Linked DNA regions of Homo sapiens: region 2 is linked to region 1. The links are chromatin loops, found by intact Hi-C in ENCODE. Cell type or tissue: PC-3. All regions are shown on one strand. Each heading gives the region's core, and the rest is flanking DNA. Links, peaks and the distances in the headings are about the cores only. Region 1 overlaps EPS8 (EGFR pathway substrate 8, signaling adaptor). Region 2 overlaps EPS8 (EGFR pathway substrate 8, signaling adaptor).

Region 1 (7,222 bases), core at 2,540-5,039:
AGCTGAGTATTATGTAGTTTTTCCAGTATTGCTTTCTTTCCCTCATTACATCTAGGAAAACAGTTTGGAGATGAGCTACTGGAGTTAAAAAAATCTATTTGGTTTTATTTGTCAATTAAAAAATCTATTTGGTGTGTGTTAGGTTTATTTTTGTGAGTGGGGAATGGCATATGACTGTATATTACAGACATGGGTGGGTTTCCTACAGATTGTGAATGGGAAAAGTTTGAGTTACTCTGTTGTGGTATTTGTGTTATAGTATTTTCTTGCTTTCTTTTCACTCTGAGTATATGTGGACATATTTTTGATTGCCTTCACCTATTATGTGCCAACTATTGTACTAAGTGCTGGGGATACAGTGGTAAACAAAGGCTGGCCCTTGCCCTCAAGAAGTATGTATTCTAATGGGACAGACAGGGCAAAAATAAATGACATGCAACATCACCAACTGTAGTAAGTGGTAGGGAGAAAATAAAAAATAAAAGCACACAGAGATTAATGCAAGAGGGTGGGTTAGGTTTGGGGATAGATAATCTCATACAGCACTTTAAATATCTGGGTGTGCTTCTCTGAGCAAGTGGTAGATAAACAGGCTTAAAGGATGAGAATTGCTAAGAAATGGAGAACTTGAGTTTCAGGCAGAGGGAGCAACATGCCCAGGGAGTCCACAGCTGGGGCAAAGTGAGCAAGGAGGTCATAGAAGAAGGAAAGAGACAAAACTGAAAAGTGAGGCAGGGGACAGATCCTAAAAGGGCTTTTAGGTGACAGTAAGAGGCTTTGATTTTACTATGACTGCATTCAGACAACACTGAAGCGTTCTAAGTAAATAACACGACCAGATTTAAGGAACACCCCATTTGTTGATCACTAAGTGTATGATTATTTGTAACACTTAGCAGAATGTGACTGTCAATGGACCTCTTTTACAGTATGCTTTGCTTACATCAGTAGTGTGACCATTATGTTCTTAGTCACCCTGGAGTAAAGAAGAGTTATTGTTGGGCATGATGGCACATCTGTAATCCCAGCTACTCAGGAGGCTGAGGCAGAAGGATTGCTGTAGCCCAGGGGTTCAAGTGTAGCCTAGGCAACATAGGAAGACCTTATCTCTTAAAAAAAGAGGTTACAATTTATGTTACCTCATCTGATCCCAAGTGTTATCTAGCAAGGGGGAAATATTTGAATTACTTAGAAAACTCAGATGTGATTTTTTAAATCTACCATTTATTACTTATAATTAATCAGGTACTATGCTATACTCTTTTCATATATTATTTGAAAATAATATGTGAAGAAGATACTATTATTTTCATTTTATAGATAAGCAAACAGATTTAGTAATGTGGCCAAAGTTGTATAGCCTTAAAGTATGGAGTTGGGATATGAGTCTGTTTTGTACATGAACCTGAATTCTTTACAACTACATTCTACTGCCTATACTGATGATTTGTTTGTCACATAACACTAAATTGTATAGCCAGGAAAATAATTAAGGTTTAGATTTCAAATCCATGGCTTTTTGCCCATAACATACCACCTCTTGACGTAGTTGGTTTAATCTGTTTTTCATAGCCCCATGTCAAAAATAGAAGGGGATTAGATACCATTTTTAGAATTACAATTAAGAGGTCTTAAACTATAATCTAAATAAAGATTAAGACTTGGTTAGGAGAATAAGCATTTTATCAATTGAAAATAAACTTGAAAGGGATCCTTAATATTTTGCCCACCCAGGGTAAACATTCACTGCACTAACAATTTTCAGCCAAAGGCCCCAGCTAAATTCTGCCACCTGGGCAAACTCTAGTCCAATGATATTCAAAGAAATTAAACCGTTTTAAAAACTGATATGTCCTCTGGCAATTTAATGTGAGTGTATCACTGTGGCATTCAGCTTCAGATCATGTGTTGCTGTAATATCTTCTCTTTATATGACTGCATTTCTGTTGTGTGTCACTGACACGGCTTGTCTGATTTCAAGCCCTTTCTATCACTCCTATTTATTGGTAACATACAAGCTTCAAGGATCATTTGATGTGCAAATTTAATTGCAGGTTTTACTTTTAAAGGATGACATAAGCTATATCATTTTAACAACTGTTTGCACAGCTTTTTCTAAACTGCTACTCAGAAAACAGGCATTTTTATTCTGTGTATTGTAATGCTTCCTGACTTGTCAAGGCTGCTTGCTCAGTAATTAACTTATATGTAAGTATGTATGTATGTGTGTATATATATATATATGTATGTTTATATATACATATATATGATGATGTTTTGCAGTGCTTCAATAGGTACATGCTTTGGAATTAAACTTGGGCATTTCCCCTGATTTTTTGATAAGAGGACACCTTATCAGCATTCACAGTTCCTTTTTTGTATTTACTGATTTGCCCCTTTCTCTTCCTTCCTTCCTCGCTTCCTTCCCATTGCTATATAGCACATGATTATAGATAGGAGAGGTTAAGTCTTGCTACCTAGCTAATGTGATAATTTCCTGACAGTATTTCAGAGTTAAGGTAAAAATACTCCAGAAAGGATTGATACTTCTGTAAGAAATGCCTTTTTTTTTCTCTAAATGGCACTTAAGAACCCGGAAGCACTCATGATTTTAATAAGCTGAAGTAGTCCTGTCGTTTTGTTTAGAGTTTAACTTTTTGTGGAAAGGACAGGCTTTGAGGACATTGTAGGTTTAAAAATGCGTTTTACAAGGACCTTCTAGACAATTCTTTTGATATACATTCACCAACATGTCCAGCTAGCTGATTTGGTAGAATATGAGACTCTTGATATGCACTCATCAAGCTAATTACAGGGGATGGGAGTTCCATTTGAGCCAGGTGAAATGAGGAAAGTCTAAGTAAAATCTTCATAATTATGGGAAATATTGATACTACATGCCAAAAGCTTTCATTTTCCCTGCTTCAATTCTTTGTACCTATTGTGTTTCAGCAGAGTCTGTATTTAAATGGGAAATTTTCAGCAGAAATGGGAGGCTCTATAAATATTGTTATTCAATAATTTGTAAGGTGAATTTGCAGATGTCCTCATAGTGACTCATAATTTTTCCTTATTCGTCATTAGGTTTTGTGACTATTTGGTTATTTCTTTTTTCAGAAATTTTATGTTGAAAAGTGTAAAACTGCTAGTTACTGTATTTTAGCCAAAATCTAATTAAATAGGTTTTCTCCTTTTAAATTTGAATTAGGAAAATGTTCTGGGGTATTGGATCTGAATGAGACTGTACAAATTGGTCTCATTGGTCTCATTTTACAGGTGAGGAAGCAGAGGCTGAGAGAGGTTAAGTTACTCACCAAAGGTTATAGAGCTATTAAGTGGCAGACTTGGTGCACAAACACAAGCTTTTGGTTTCCTTGTGCTGAGGTCTTAACACTTTACATCTAATCTTTAGTTATAGGACATGAAAGGAAATGAGAAATCACTTTTTCCACCAATTTTTTTGTTTCTTGCTGTCTTTTTAACTGAAATTGCCAAATAAGATCATGTCTTATTGGAGCTGTACAGTGATTTCTAGGTTGAAAGTGACATTTAAAATCCATAATCAAATAAGTTTGTGTGGTGTTTCCCTTAATGCATTCCTAAACATTGCCAATTTAAGGCAAAACTACCATTTTGTTCATTTATATTCCCTGTTACATAATTTTGCGGTTCATTTTTCTCAAATCAATATTTTCCTAACTTAGACTACTAATGCCATCTATACACTTAATTTAAGTATGGTCTCACTCTTCTAAATAACTTCTGGAAAGAACGTATAATATTGGTCCTGCTATTTATATTTATTCATGCCAAGAAGTGTCCATTTCATTTCTTTTTTCTTTCTTTCTTTCTTTTTTTTTGAGATGGAGTCTCGTGCTGTCACCCAGGCTGGAGTGCAATGGCACGATCTCGGCTGACTGCAACCTCTGCCTCCGGGGCTTAAGCAATTCTGCTGCCTCAGCCTCCCAAGTAGCTGGGATTACAGGCACGTGCCACCGCGCCCAGCTAATTTTTGTATTTTTAGTAGAGATGGGGTTTCACCATGTTGCCCAGGCTGGTCTTGAACTCCTGACCTCAGATGATCCACTTGCCTCGGCCTCCCAAAGTGCTAGGATTACAGGTGTGAACCACTGTGCCTGGCTCCCTTTTTTTGTTTTTTCTACCTTTAATCCTAGCTCTACAGCCAAACAATAGCTTCAACCCATACTGACTCATTGAATGTTTTAACAAATTCCCATCATTTACATGCCAGGCATGTTTGTCCTTTTGCATGACTATAATTGTAGTTAGATATGATTCTCCCAAAGATAAGTCATATTGCATCTCCTGTCCCTCTCCAGGTAAATTGTTAAAGCATTTGATTGATCATTGTATCCATACAAATTTAACTAACTTAGCATGTATGTAATTGAAATTTGATAATATGTAGTTTAGAGTATTTCTTTAGAAACTTCTTTTGGGTTTCTTACTCTCACTGAAAAAGGTATTAAAGTTAGGAGAAGGATTGGTTTAGAGAAGACAAAGCAGATAGTGGATCTTATAAGAAGAAGGAATGAAGGACCGATGAGGAATTGGGGTTGAACAGTACAGGAACTGAAAGTGAAATTTTGCTTATACTTCCAAGATGAATGGATTGTGACATTGTTGATCGATTCTGCTTGGTTGTCCTAACAATTTATGTAAGTGACCTCACATCATTTTGGATCTGATGATCTTAGCTTACAGATTATGTTACAGCCTATTTTGTCTGCCTCTATATTTGTAGTTACAAAGTATGGGAATGTAGGGCAAGGTTACCAGTAAAGATGTGTGTGTGTGCAATTTCCAGCTTCAAGAGCTTTGGAAAAAAGTGCAGTAACCAAATCTGTCACATTCGAAATATATAATATTTCCTGTGACTACTTCTGGTAAACTGCCCTATCATAGAAAACTGAAGGAATCAGCAAATACCCATGAGCTTTGCTTAGAATTGTTCCACTATCATTGATATCCTGTGTATGGATATGAATGACTATGGATGGTTTCAGTCCATGCCATTTTTTTAATATTTGGACAATGATTTGTCATATATCAGTCTGTGCCAGATTAGCCTTTCATAAGACTTCATTATCATCTTTACTGATAGATAATTCAGGAGCCAAAGGTATATCAGAATTTTGTTTAACAGCAGGGTATTAACTGTACCTGTTAACTTACTATTAGGAAACTGTCTGTTTCCAAGCAGCAACATTTTTTGGCATTTGGCAGACCTATGGACCATTTTTAAGAGACAGTATCTTAAAAATGACAGGGATTGGAATTGGGATACTCTCTCAGATTTCTTTCAGCTCTCAAGTTTAGTGATACTTTGAAATGTTGGGTTGGAATTTTATGATTATAGTGTTTATTTTGATTATATTCTTCGTTTTGAAGGGTTTTCTTCTTGCTACTTTTAATACTGATTTTCTCATCGAGGAATTATATTAGTACTTTCTGCTGTTCTCTCCATTGGTTTCAAGACTTAATATTATTATCCTCTTCTCACTCCCTTCAGTTTCTGTGTCCTGCCGTGTTTTTTTTTTTCCCTAATGTCCTTCTGTTGCAGTTTGGGTTCCCCAGAAAGCAGATTTTGAGATGGAAATTAGTGTTCGGGAAAGTTTATTAGAAAGTGTTCTTGGGGGCCAGGCATGGTGGCTCACGCCTGTAATCCCAGCACTTTGGGAGGCCGAGGCCAGCAGATCACCTGAGGTCAGGATTTCGAGACCAGCCTGGTCAACATGGTGAAACCCTGTCTCTATTAAAAACACAAAAAATTAGCTGGGCACTTTGGGAGGCCGGCAGATCACCTGAGGTCAAGATTTCGAGACCAGCCTGGTCAACATGGTGAAACCCCATCTCTATTAAAAACACAAAAAATTAGCCAGGCGTAGTGGCGCACACCAGTAGTCCCAGCTATTCGGGAGGAGAATCACTTGAACCCAGTAGGCGGAAGCTGCAGTGAGCCAAGATTGTGCCACTGCACACTCCAGCCTGGGCGGCAGAGTGAAACTCCATCTCAAAAAAAAAAAAAAAAGAAAAGTAAAGAAAAAAAAAAAGAAAGCGCTCTTGGGATCAGCCCCTGTGGACGAAGGGAAGGAAGGAAACACTGTTGGGCCAAGGGGGATGTTGGGCTGCCATGTAGTCTCAAATAAAATCTGACCCTGTGGGGTGCTTCAAAGCTGAGAGGCCACCTCACCCTTGTCCCCAGTTGGAGAAAGGGGACCAAGGCTTTGTCTTCCACATGTCAACCAATCTTTGGATGTGGGCTTCCCTGGGAAGGGAGTGTGATACTGGGTGAAGTGAGGCCATCCTGAAAGAGCTGATAGTTGAAGGTTGTCTGCAGGCAGCACCACAGCAGTTGGGGAATCAGTCCTTCAGTCCTGAAAGGAGATGTGGGTGGCATGTCACAGTTTCCATTCAATCTTTTTTGCAGGGGTGCTGGAGATGGGAAGGAATGGCCCAGGGGATGGGTCAGAATTTTCAGGAATAAGGAGTTGCAGCATACAGTGGTCAGGAGCTTGAGAGATGGTAGAGAACAAAAGTGGATGTAGAATAGGTTCTGCCAGGCAATTGACTTCTGACATTGACTATTGCTTTTCTAAATACATTTTAAAAATTCTATTTATAGTGATGCTTTTCACTTTTAAAGTTATAGAAACCTGATGAAAACTCTGAGTGCACTATACAGAGAATGTATTTTTGTTTTTTACCCATTTCCCATTTGCCCCAAGAATACTGCACTGGCAACAAGCAGCACTTTTTTATTCTAAGTGAGAAATGGGTTAAAGAGATGGGTCCTGCTCAGTCACACAGGCTGGAATACAGTGGCGTGATCATAGCTCACTCCTGGGCTCAAACTCCTGGGCTCAAGCAGTTCTCCTGTCTCAGCCTCATGAGCATCTAGGACTGCTGGTGTGTACCACCATGCTTGGCTGATTGCTGAATTTTTTGTGGAGATGGGGTCTTGGTATGTTGCCCAGGCTGCTCTTGACTTCCTGGACTCAAGGGATCCTCCCACCCGTGGCCTATCAAAGAGCTGGGATTACAGGTGTGAGCCACTGTACCCAGCCTGTGCCATATCTTTATTCAAATATAATTTGGTTTTATAAAACATACAGATTTTTTAGTTTTATGTTCTTTATAGGCTCTTTTTTCTCTCTCCATTTCTTTAATAATTTAAATATACTTTTTTGGTGTCTTCATA
Region 2 (7,222 bases), core at 1,674-4,173, 55 kb after region 1:
CCAAGGGGACTGTGAGTCTTCCTAGAATTAATACTTATTGAACACTTACTTTGGGTTGGGACATAGTTCTTGCTTTCAAATTCTGATGCTGATTTCAGAACTGAAGCTTGAGGTTAGTTTTTAAAAAATCAACTCTGGCCGGGCGCAGTGGCTCATGCCTGTAATCCCAGTGCTTTGGGAGGCCGAGGCGGGCGGATCACCTGAGGTCAGGAGTTTGAGACCAGCATGACCAATATGATGAAACCCCGTCTCTATTAAAAATACAAAAATTAGGTGGGTGTGGTGGCATGCGCCTATAATCCTAGCTACTGGGATGGTTGAGACAGGAGAATCACTTGAACCGGGAGGCGGAGGTTGCAGTAAGCTGAGATCACGCCATTGCACCCCAGCCTGGACAACAAGACCAAAACTCCATTTCAAAAAAAAAAAAAATCAAATCTTAGATAAAATAAAGTTAAGCCTTGAATTTTGTTAAGATTATTATCTGTAAGAGTTTAGACCCACCATTTAATAAATATGGTATTAGGGTTAGAGTCTTTTTATTTTTTTAATGCTAAGAGGAAGTTTTACTTGATTGACAAAAAGATGGCAACAAAATATATACAGGTTTTTCTTAAAGATTGCACTTAACATTCTTTCCATTTTTTATTATCTAACTAGAGTCCCTTTTTGGACAAGTTTGTCATATTCATGGAAAGGTTGTCAGGACAGTGGTTGGCTGCTGGCAGTGGAGAAGGGTAAAAGGTATCCATCATATGACTGTTCTTGTCAAGTGGGCCCTATGAGCGTGGCATCATTTCACCTTGGCATTCTGTTTAAAAACAATTATAACATAGAACTTAGTGTTACTTTTTATATGTTAGAATATTTTACTAGAATCTGAAATGTTTATAACTAAAAAAATGCCTTAAAATATGTTTGGTCTAGTATCTTCATTTTAAGGACGAATAAATTGTGATTCAGCAGGCTCCAATCTGATGAACTCTAGAGCCTCATTCTTTTGCCGCTACTCCAGTGGAACTTCTTAACTTCTTATTCTTTATCCAGTAAAGTATTATTCACACAGGGTATCTGGCACTATAGTTAAACGATATAACTCATTTCCAAAAATGAGTCACCTCGGACTCTACTTTGGATGTGCAGAGTAAAAGTTGGACTCTGAAGCAAGACCTGATATGTCTACCTGTGTGGTCTTGGGAAGTTATCTCTCTGTACTTCGGTCTCATCTCTGAAATGGGGATAATAATTCATGGGTTGCTCTGAATCTGAAAGTAAATAATGTTTATGGTAGTACCTACTACAAAATAGTAAGCATAATTTGTGGTTTTCATTTTGCCAAATTGAGTTCATTTTCTTTCTGAATTGTTTTCTATTTTGTTTAGGTTTCTTGTATTCTTAAAGGTTTTTTCAGAGGTTGAAATGTAAGCCGAGCTACCAAAGATATGAAAAAAAGAATTCTTTGATGCATTTATTTAAAAAAAAATTAATTAACAGAGATATGTAGTTTAATTTTATAACAGTTTCCGTTTTCATAAGTTATGTAAATTTGTATTGATCTGCTTTGTATTTAAAATGTGTTTAAAAGACAGTAATTTATTGTATTCTATACTTTTTGTGTACTTATGGTGTTTTTGTTGTTACTGTTTCGATGAAGAGGGTCTGAAGTAGAGGAAGGATAAGACAAGTTTACAGACATTCTGAACAAACCTGTAAAAATATATGTTGAACCTAATATATATAATATATATTATGTATATTATATGTTGAACCATATATATATGTGTGTGTGTATATATATATATATATATATATATATATTATTTTTTTTTTTTTTTTTTTTTTTTTTGAGATGGAGTGTTGCTCTGTCACCCAGGCTGGAGTGCAGTGGTGCGATCTCAGCTTACTGCAACCTTTGTCTCCTGGTTCAAGCGATTCTCCTGCCTCAGCCTCCCAAGTAGCTGGGATTACAGGCGTGTGCCACCATACCTGGCTAATTTTGTATTTTTAGTAGAGATGGAGTTTCACTGTGTTAGCCAGGATTGTCTTGATCTCCTGACCTCGTGATCCTCCCGCCTCAGCCTCTGAAAGTGCTGGAATTACAGGCGTGAGCCACCATGCCCTGCTGAACCTAATATAATTTATAACAAAGACAGAATTTATCCCTAGGGGTTTCTGAGCTTTCATTAAATTTTATCTGAAATATTTTCTGCAATGTCATCTGTTTAAGTGAGATAAGGCTTTCAGAACTTCTAATTTACCACTAGCCTAAACAGAAGACTTATTATATCAGGTTTGGCCTGGGTCCAGTCCAGTTTTTAGTTGGAAAGCCCCTCAGGAGGAATATCTTTTTGGTTCCTCTGGATGCTCCAGCTGACTCAGGCTGAACTGCTTCTCCGTTGAATCCCTGAGGCATATCTACCCCTGACTTCCAAAGGTGATCTCTGTGGAATAGCGCCAGTGGCACTAGGGTTCCTAGTCGTGTTTCAGACCTGACAGAGCCCAAGAAATACCATATCTCCCCCTCACTGTGCCCTCCAAATGATATTTTTTGGGGCCTCTGTAGAGTTCCTAATAGCTATTTCAACCTCAACTTAGTACTTTCTGTGGTAGTCCACTACAACCAAGGTAGCAGCTATCTATGTGTAAAATAGTAGCTAACTGGCAAGATTTCATAGATAGAAATTTTAATTATCTTAAAGTAGTTAACAGCCGCTAATTAAGTTTCATAAGACACGATGATTTCTTCTTTCTTTTTTTTTTTTTTTTTGTTGGCAAGTGTTCCAGTTACAGGTAAAGTTAGTGTAAAGGAAGAATAGCAATACAAAGTGTCCAATTTTTTTTTGCAGTTCTCTCTATTGAACATCATGAGTCACGATGATGTATCATGAGTTGTATTTCCATTTGTGGTGTTACGTTTCTGTTGTTCCATCCATATATTTTGAAATTTATTCTACCATGAGATATCTGTAACAACTCTCTGTGTTTAGAGGCAGTATTAACTGACTCATACCAGGAAGGAGTTCATGATAATAACTTCATGATTAACATCATGCTGTAGCCAACTGAGCAACCTTAATACCCTGAATGGTCTTAAGACATTTATTTTTTAATGTGAAAATTTCTGTCTGCTTTTAAAGCATGTAGCTTAAAATTAATGAGCCCAACATTGTGGGTTTTAAGCTTAATTACACTAGAATTTTAAGAAGCACTCTGCTGTCAGAACTCCGAAAGCTTTATTGTAGTCACAGTGTTGGAATGTATAAAAATTATAGCTCTGTTGCATTAGAACTTAGTTGACCAGCTTTTGAGAAGTAAAAGCTTGACTGCTGGTTTATATTTCTGGCTTGTGTAGGAATTAAAGGGTGCTAAGTTAAGGTTGGTTCTACAGGTAGCTGACTCAGGGAAGAGAGAGAATGGGGTGATATTACAAGGTAAATTAACATCATAAAGTTGAGAGGACTAATACTTAAGCTCTGCTCAACTGCTCCTGTTAGTATTGACAAGGATGCATTTCATGGCTGATGAGCACAGTTTTGACTTGTGTATCCAGTGGAGGTGTTCCCTTTGGCAAATGGTCCTCCTTTTTAACTAATTTTTATGTTTTAATTGTCTGTATTGGTATTGTGGGAGTAAAAGATTGAAAGACTTATGATTGTCCTTTCTATAGTTGAGAAACCAAGGCAGTATCATGAGCAGGAAGAAACACCTGAGATGATGGCAGCCCGCATTGACAGAGATGTGGTAAGTACAGGAGTCGCCTTTAGATCACTGGCTTTTCTTTTAAGAGGAAAAAGAAAACTTCATAAGAAAATGAAGCTGATTTAAATAGAGATATTTTATGGAAACCATGTTTTCTGTTACCTGTGATGGCTATGCCCTTTGAATTTGCCCTTTGAATTATTTTCTCGTTAAACATTTTTGCCTTTATGCCAATATTTAGTTAGTAGACTTGGGCTATGATAGAAGAATCAGCTTATTAACTAGTTTACATTGGAACTTAGGCTGAATTATTAGATTTCAGGAATGGTACAATTTTTATTTTATTATCGTTTGTAATTCATAATTGAAATATCTTTTTAATATGTCTTCTTGGCATTTATTAACAATGTATTTTAGAATACCTAAGAGATAAAAGTTAAGTGGCATTTTTAAAGGATAGATTTGTAAATCGTAAAGCTTTTATAAAAGATAATGCTACATTTGTTTTCTTTATAGTGATTTACAGAATGAGAATGCTGTAAATGCTTTATTATAGCATTTTCATTCTTTAAATGAGATCTAGAATATGATGTTAATACATTACTTTTTATACCATATACATGTTACCAGCTTATTGAGAAACAAATACTGAAAGGAATTTGAAATTTCTAATTCAATTTTTACAGCACACTATTACATGTTATACTTAAAAGTTTAACCCCAATTTGTAGTCTTAAATTAGAAGAATGTCAAGTTTCACACATACTGGAGAAAGGCAACTAAGACTATAGTATATAAGATAATCAAATTCATTCCAGTGATCTCTGAAAGCATGGTGCATTATTCTATTTTGTCATGTGGAAACTCTTATTAATGCTTAGTATCCTAGACTAGCTATTAGGTTATCACAACAATCTGTATACCTTTAATTCCATGAAGTAATATTGTCAGTGCTTTATTGGGACATTTATCAGTAAAGCAAAAATGTCAGTGCTCTTCTAACAAAACCTATTTTAGAATTTTCCTCCTAACTGTGTGGGAGAACACTGAGAAAATTAGAGTAATTGAAAATAATAATCTGAGCAGATATTGTGAATGCTTCCTTGATGACATTGAAAATAGAGCAAAAGTAAGCTAAAGAAAAATGTAAATGTCAGAATATGGCTATAGGTATATTTAGTTTGATTCTTGTAATTAGTAATAAACTTGAAATTGGCATGTGGGCTGCTTCCTTTTCTAAAAAAACCTTTCTATTATTTACTAACAGAGTACAGCTAAGGTAAAAATAGTTTTGTTTTATATTTTATTCTATAATTTCTAATTTCAGCAAATCTTAAACCACATTTTGGATGACATTGAATTTTTTATCACAAAACTCCAAAAAGCAGCAGAAGCATTTTCTGAGCTTTCTAAAAGGAAGAAAAACAAGAAAGGTAAAAGGAAAGGACCAGGAGGTAAGTTGGATTTTCTTAATCTTCTAATGCCTGGTTAGATCTCCAGTACTGGCTGGGCGCAGTGGCTCACACCTGTAATCCCAGCACTTTGGGAGGCCGAGGCGGGTGTATCATCTAAGGTCAGGAGTTCGAGACTAGCCTGACCAATGTGATGAAACCCCGTCTCTACTAAAAATACAAAAATTAGCCGGGCATGGTGGCATGTGCCTGTAATCCCAGCTACTTGGGAGGCTGAGACAGGAGAATTGCTTGAACCTAGCAGGCGGAGGTTGCAGTGAGCTAAGATCACACCATTGCACTCCAGCCTGGAAACTCCATGTCAAAAAAAAAAAAAAAGAACTCTGGTACTAGGCAGAGTTTTGACCCTCAAGAACTACTTAGCAAAACTTCATTGACTGTGGACTAGGGTTCCTCTTCTAGTTTTGGGGTAGCACTTGAGATTTAGGCAAAGAGTAAGATGAACTCAGGGAAGAGTCCATTTTGGTTATAAGTCAGCTATAGTGAAGAAAGATCCTGGAATGTTTTACCTAAATCACAGAGACTGAGATTCAGGCAGTGACCATCTATCTGTAGTTTTCATTAGTTATTGTAAAATTAAGTATCTGTTAAAGAAAGACATAGCTCTATTCTTGTAGTTGGATTTATTCTGTTGTAAACTAGAACCATATTATTTGTTAAATAAAAGGGTTGACTTACTAAAATATTTAAAAGTTTCAACAGATTTGAATTTTTTATCACAAAACTTTAAACGGTACATTCAGGTCACATACAAAGTCACATACAGACAATTTTGAAGTATGCTGCAGTTCAGCTATTTAAAATGGCCTCAGCTATATAAAATTAAAATTATGGAAGTAATGTTTATACTTCCTCTGACAAAATGGTAGAGATTGAAAGATATAAAATAGTAAATAAATATCCCTTTCATTACAGATAACTTCCAAATCTTTCTGTAGCACATATTTGTATAATGAGCATATGACCTTTGGCTTTATCTTCTGCATGTGAATACATGGATGTGCTTCCTCTCCACATATTCTGAAATTAAGTACTATTGCTTCCTGGTATCTTAAACCACTTATTCCTTTTGAAATTCTCTATGAAAGGTATACTATCCTCTTGATCACCCAGATTCAAAACCACAGATTCTTCTGTGACTTCATTCTCTTGCTTATAGCCAACATCAATTTTATTTTCTCAACATCTCCTGTATCCAGTTTTTTCCCTTTTCATTTTCATATCTAGTTCAAGCTACTATCATTTTTTTTAACCCTGCTTTCGAAGCAGTCTTTAAGCCTCTACTTTTTCATGCTGTGAGAACAATCTTCTTAAAGCTCTCAGTCACTTCATTCTTCTGCTGTAAAGCACGCTAGTTCCATGTTCTATTGATTTAAGTACAACTGTTCGCCCTGGAAATCAAGGTTATCCACAATCTAACCTTGATCTACCCTTCCATTCTCATGTTTCTCTCCTTTTGTTTGTTGTTTCGTATACATGCAATTCCCCCTTTCCTTGTTTTTGCTTATGCTGTTTTTATCCAACCATGATGTTTTTCCCACCACATCACCCTGGACCAAACTTTTTCAAATCCCATCTTATAAGCTACTTTCTCCATCTAATACCTTTTAAGTATCCATTTCCTTATCTCCCAACCAGGTAAGTCTCTTCTCATAACGATTGGTACTTCTCTTGTTATTTATCTGATTCATGTATTTTATTAGCTTTTAAGGCCCTTAGAGCAGGGCTTGTCAGTTACTCACTTGCACAATGTCTGCCATAGAGAAAGGCTACAATGTATGTTTATGGAATTAAATGAGTAATTTGTAGTGCCTAAGGATAGAGCAATCCATTTTGAAATTTGTATCTTCTCAGTTTGTTACAGTCAGACTATGAGATGTAGCACGGTAACTAGGTAGCATGTCTGATGAGATCTTCAAACTTTACAGACATAAATGTGGTTTTTGTTTTTCCATTTAATAAATTTCCTTGGATTTTGCTCTGATCCTCTCCTCTCGCTTATTTCATTAGAGGGTGTTTTAACGCTGCGGGCAAAACCTCCACCTCCTGAT

What was found. Hi-C counts contacts between places; a loop is a spot of excess contacts. Peaks named below come from ENCODE experiments on the same cell type or tissue, not always from the same donor. Only the 100,000 strongest peaks of a DNase experiment are listed, where the experiment ranks them.
Region 2: it touches region 1 in a loop (2.4-fold over the local background); 3 of 110 quality-filtered maps call a loop at or near these places.

What each region holds. Positions count from the first base shown.
Region 1 is chr12:15,714,225-15,721,446 of GRCh38, reverse strand. All of the region lies in intron 1 of EPS8 (EGFR pathway substrate 8, signaling adaptor), which reads left to right. Among named protein-coding and RNA genes, the nearest start is that of EPS8, 72 kb to the left of the region's middle. In PC-3, for the core only: no CTCF peak of the experiment used is centred there; no DNase peak of the experiment used is centred there; H3K4me3 peaks cover 132 bases; H3K27ac peaks cover 2,458 bases.
Region 2 is chr12:15,658,545-15,665,766 of GRCh38, reverse strand. It overlaps EPS8 (EGFR pathway substrate 8, signaling adaptor), which reads left to right. Exons shown (of 21, transcript NM_004447.6): 8 at 1-11; 9 at 3,668-3,741; 10 at 5,027-5,153; 11 at 7,182-7,222. Among named protein-coding and RNA genes, the nearest start is that of EPS8, 130 kb to the left of the region's middle. In PC-3, for the core only: no CTCF peak of the experiment used is centred there; a DNase peak (open chromatin) is centred at 2,946; H3K4me3 peaks cover 425 bases; H3K27ac peaks cover 2,254 bases.